Linked DNA regions of Homo sapiens: region 2 is linked to region 1. A link is a loop called in an ENCODE intact Hi-C map of the cell type or tissue named here. Cell type or tissue: ovary. All regions are shown on one strand.

The links. Hi-C counts contacts between places; a loop is a spot of excess contacts. Peaks named below come from ENCODE experiments on the same cell type or tissue, not always from the same donor. Only the 100,000 strongest peaks of a DNase experiment are listed, where the experiment ranks them.
Region 2: it touches region 1 in a loop (2.6-fold over the local background); 46 of 110 quality-filtered maps call a loop at or near these places.

Annotation. Positions count from the first base shown.
Region 1 is chr3:195,259,054-195,261,553 of GRCh38, reverse strand. All of the region lies in intron 1 of XXYLT1 (xyloside xylosyltransferase 1), which reads left to right. LOC124909475 (a long non-coding RNA gene) reads right to left here and starts at 1,207. Exons shown (of 2, transcript XR_007096225.1): 1 at 1-1,207. RefSeq lists a silencer at 1,019-1,958. In ovary, a CTCF peak has its summit at 1,345 (motif pointing right); DNase peaks (open chromatin) are centred at 1,453 and 2,448; H3K4me3 peaks cover 1,479 bases; H3K27ac peaks cover 1,088 bases.
Region 2 is chr3:195,149,498-195,151,997 of GRCh38, reverse strand. The region is part of intron 3 of XXYLT1 (xyloside xylosyltransferase 1); the gene reads left to right. All of the region lies in intron 1 of XXYLT1-AS2 (XXYLT1 antisense RNA 2), which reads right to left. LOC105374296 (a long non-coding RNA gene) reads left to right here and starts at 688. Exons shown (of 2, transcript XR_001741088.2): 1 at 688-910; 2 at 1,340-2,500. RefSeq lists an enhancer at 1,572-1,781. In ovary, no CTCF peak of the experiment used is centred here; a DNase peak (open chromatin) is centred at 1,347; H3K4me3 peaks cover 613 bases; H3K27ac peaks cover 1,221 bases.

The DNA.
Region 1 (2,500 bases):
GGGGATGTTTACCAGTATGAAGTCTTGATGAGGAGAATAATAGTAGCAACATTTGTTCCCCTCCCCTCCCCTTTTTCTTTTCTTTTCTTTAATTTCCTTTTTCTTTTCTTTTTAAGATGGAGTCTTGCTGTGTCCCCCAGGCCAGAGTGCAGTGGTGTGTTCTCAGCTTACTGCAACCTCCATGTCCCATGTCCCGGGTTCAAGCGATTCTCCTGCCTCAGCTCCCGAGTAGCTGGGATTACACAGGCGTGCGCCACCGTGCCCGGCTAATTCTTGTATTTTTAGTAGAGACAGGGTTTCACCATGTTGGCCAGGCTGGGCTCGAACTCCTGACCTCAGGTGATCCGCCCGCCTCCGCCTCCCAAAATGCTGGGATTACAGGCGTGAGCCACCGCGCCCGGCCTGTTCAGGCCTTTAGAATGTATAAAAGTGCAGACGCCTCACTTGAGCGTGGCTGAGGCTGGGGAAAGAGGTGTGGCATCCCTGAGGCTGAGAGCAGGTGGCTTACGGAGCTCCCAGAGCAGCAGGAGGCACTTCAGGACCCCGCTAGCAGCTCTGCCAAGGGGCTGTGGGTGTGGGGATGAGGGCAGGGCTGTAGCCCACCTGACAATCTGTCATCCGCCTGCCGATGACACCCCCAATAAATCCATTCAATATGAACCAAAACTGCGCTTTCTGGGAGTGCAGCTTCCCTCTCATCTGCTTCAGGGAGCGCTGCAGGTTCGCCAAACATCGGAACAGGAAGGAAGCTCTGGGCGTAGTGTCCCCCGTCCAGCTGATACCCTGGGCCAGAAAGGGGCAGTGACTAAGTGCCACAGCGAGCTGCCTTTAGAAGCAGCCAGGCACCTCCTCTGCTGTTTGAGGGAGGTGATAGCAGCAGCCCCGTCTTTTTCGGAGGGGTCGGTTGAGAGGTAGCCCACCCTAATACCCACAGCGAAGGTGGCAGGGCCTGTCGTCTTCACCTATCCTAGGGGGCTTCGCCTCCTTGTCTCCTCCTGGATGTGCCTCGCCCGGGACGGGAGGATGCAGTCCGACCTCCGGGAGGCAGAATCCGCGCGGTGTCCGGGGCTGGCTTTCCAGGTGCCCCGTGCCCGAGGCTGCCCAGGGGGGTCAGTGTTGCGGGAGCCGGATGGGGGCTCCGGTGCAGGCACAGGTTTTGTCCTGTGCTCCGGGATGTGCGCTGCGGGCTCCGCGGCTGCGGTCAGCACGGGGCCCCCCGTCTGGAGAGGAGGGGCCGCGGGCGTCGGGCGTTGGGCGGGGCTGGCCCCTCCTCCGCGGCGCGGTCCCTCCCCCGCCCGGGGCCGACACACGGGCCGAGTGCAGTGCCCCGCGCGGCCGCCTGGGGGCGCCGCTGCACCGCGTCTGCGCGCCCGACCCCCGGCCGGCGAGGTGCGCGCGGCTGCAGCCCCCAAGCCTGAGGCTCCCGCGGGGTGTTTTTTTTCCTCCTCTAGCCCCGCCCGCCCTTGTGGTTTCGAAAGCACTGAACTGAAAGGCAGTCGGCGGGGCTGCGGCGGGCGGTCATTTCCTTCCTGGGCCGCCGGTAAACCGGCTTTGATGAGCCCTTTGGACAAGGCGGGGCCGAGCCGCTGGGACGGGCGATGCGGCAGCACGGTCGGAGGGAGGCTGCGTGGGAGGCCCGTCGCTCCTGCCTGGTCCTCCCCGGGGCCCCAGCCACATCCTTTCCAGTCCGCCCGGTCCCCGTCACACCCGGCGGGCCTCCGCAGCCAGTGTGGGAAACGTGTCTGTTGGAGCCGCGTGGTGGGGGTGGCCCCTCGGTATCCTGGCGCCGGTGGGGAATTTGGCAAAAGACCCGAGGCCGCCAGAGGCCGGCTCCGGGGGCCGCCCTGGTGCTGGGTCTGTCCCTGGCGCTGGCCTGGAGCCCGGCGTCCTTAATTGCGGGAGGGACTCGGATGCCACCTTACAGGCCTGTCGCACGCGACTGTCCTCGCGGTGAGATGAGGGCTTCCCAGGCCTGTACCTGGGGCGGGAGGCCTCTCCCTGGGAGGAGGAGCCCGGCCGCCTGCTTGCTGGAAGGGCCGCCTGGCAGGGCCCGAAGGCCTCCCTGCTGCCCTTCCTCACAGCCTTCCCATCCAGGGCTCTTATCTTTCGCCCTGGGACCACTCACACCGTCGTGTGGGTTGTGGAAGACAAGTCAAGATGACCAGGGCCTTACCCGCAAGCCACAGGGACCTTGACTTCACGGCTCTGACTCTGAGAGGCCACTCTAACTACTTGCCTGTTCTGAGCAGTGGAGCTAGGCCTCATCAGCTGACAGAAAGCCTGCTGTTAAGTTAATGTGTTTTAAATTAAGGCCATTGGTTTTATTTATTAGGGCGATGACTGTTAAGCAGCCCCGATTAAGCCATCCTCTGCTGGTGGGACTAGTCTCCCAGAGGCTGGCCCCTGCGGCCCTGCTCAGGCAGGCCTGGGGATAGCACAGCTGTGCTGCCGGGATAACAGATGAAATGAGACAGCTCACAGCCTGGCACATGGCAGGTGC
Region 2 (2,500 bases), 110 kb after region 1:
TCTAACACAGAGAATTACTGGAGAACTCAAATGAAGTAATAGTGGAAGTTTCTGTTGTGAGAGAGACCCTCATTAAAGAGCATTTCCCCTCCGTCACTCCCTCCCTCCCTCCCTCCCTTAATCTTCACTCCTCTTTTGTGTTTTCTTTACCAGTCGCTTTGTTCCTCTGGGCTTCTCCTAATCAATCCCTCCCCCAGGCATATAGGGTTGCCATTTAAAATACAGGGCACCCAATTAAATGGAACTTCACATAAATAACAAATAAGTGTTTTGTATGTTAAATATGTCCCAAATATTGCACAGGACATACTTATACTAAATAATTGTTATTGTTTATTGTTTATAAATAATCGTTTATTTATACTAAATAATTGTTTATTGTTTATCTAAACAATTATTTATACTAAATAATTGTTTATTGTTTATTGTATATTGAAATTTAAATTTTTTTAATTTTTTTATTTTTTAAAGACAGAGTCTCTCTCTGTTGCCCAGGCTGGAGTGCAGTGGCACAACCTTGACTCACTGCAGCCACCGCCTCCCAGGTTCAAGAAGTTCTCCTGCCTCAGCCTCCCGAGTAGCTGGGACTGCAGGCAGAGCCACCACTCCTGACTAATTTTTGTGTTATTAGTAGCCATGTTGGCCAGGCTGGTCTCGAACTGCTGACCTCAAGTGATCCGCCCGCCTCAGCCTCCCAAAGTACTGGGATGACAGGTATGAGCCACCACACCTGACCCTGAAATTTAAATTTTAACAGATATCCCGCTTTTTTCCTAAATCTGGCTGCCCACCTCTACCCACGATTGTAAAACTTCCCTTTTTAGCAGCAGCAGGTGATCTGGCTCTCCTACAAGATCCTGGAGTGAACAGGAACAAAGGGGACGGAAGGGGAGCTTGCAGGGAAACCAGGGTAAGAGAGGGAGGGGGTGGGAGGCAGCCCTCAAGGTCTCTGTGAGGCTCCAGGCTTGAGGTCACCACTCTGTAGAGTTAGGAAGCCCAACTGTGGACTGGGTCATTTGGGGAGGCCACTGGGACCAGGAGGCCTGGTCATGGCTTGGCTTCAGGCTTCAGGGCTCCTGCTGACCCTGGAGTGATGGAGAGAGAGAGAGGGAGAGGGAGAGGGAGAGAGTGTGTGTGTGTGTGAGAGTGTGTGAGAGAGTGTGCGTATGTGTGAGTGTGTGTGTATGTGAGTGTGTGAGAGTGTGCATATGTGTGTGAGTGTGTGCGTATGTGGGCTGTGGCCCTTTGTTATGGTCACTTTGTGGAGCTGGCCGCCTGAGGATCCTCTGAATGGGAGCTTGTTGGTGGCGGCATAGGCTTCCGGTTTCATTCTCCCCAGGCTCTGCGGGCAGCCGTGTGCTGTGTGAGCCCCGGCCCACCCTGAGGAGGAAGCGGCAGGCTATTCCTGTCAGCTGCTGATAACATGCCACCAGGCGGGAATTCGCTTTTGTGTTAAGTATTTTAATCATGTCCGCTCGTTCACCTTTTTAAGTCACATGGTTTTATTTGCTGATGGTGCTGTGCCAGCCTCGGGTTCTTCCAGACGCTCGGAAGGAAAGCTTCTCTGCAGGCTGCGTCATCCCACTCCAAGGACTGGTGCTGGGCTCCCAGGGGAGTGTTGGGGAGGGAGTGAGCGCCAGCACAGAGGGAAGAAGGGAGGGTGTGGACTGACTACCTCTACCACTCAGTTGCTGTGTGACCTTGGGCAAGTCTCTTGACGTCTCTGAGCCTTAGTCTCTTTAGCTCATGAGAAATGGAGATTATAACACTATATGTGGCAGAGTTGAGGGAGATTGAATCAGATAATGTATTTATGGTGCCTAGCACGAGCAGCACTCCTGGGTGGTGGTGGCAGCGTTATCCACAGTCCCAGCTTGGCCACTGATAAGTTCTGTGAACCTAGGGAAGTCACTTAACCTCAGCCTCAGTTTCCTTATATGTACGGTTGGGGCTGCTGACAACTTAGCAAAATTATTGCTCATCTTTTGGCTTCTCAGCATCTTAACCCCTTTCCTAGAATTTGGGAATTCTCTGCCATAGAAGCCTGCCTCCTATTATGGAAGACAAAAACGCTGGATATGTTATCTCCCGGCTTCCTCGCAGCTAGCTAGGGTGTTGGTACTGTGTTTCCCTCCTTCCCGCTTCTGCGGAAATTACCATCATACATTTATTAATAGTGTCTTATCTATACAGACCAGTTTTTATGGCTTTACCCTAAACATTGTAAGGTATTTGCAAAACAGAAACAGACAGTATTACAAAGAGAAAATAACTAGTCCGCAATAGTGAAGAACATTTTAATATCCCAGAGAATATTGGAAACCAGGGGATCAAAGATGGGGGGAGGGACGAATGTAGATTGCAGTATAGTTGCAGCAGAGGAGGAAGGGACGAGGACAGGGGGAGAGACCGAGGACTGTGCCCGAGGCAGCCCCCACTCCCTGTTTCACTGAGCCTGGCTTCCACTTTCCCCCGTGCGTGGGGTGTTTGGTCCCTGCTA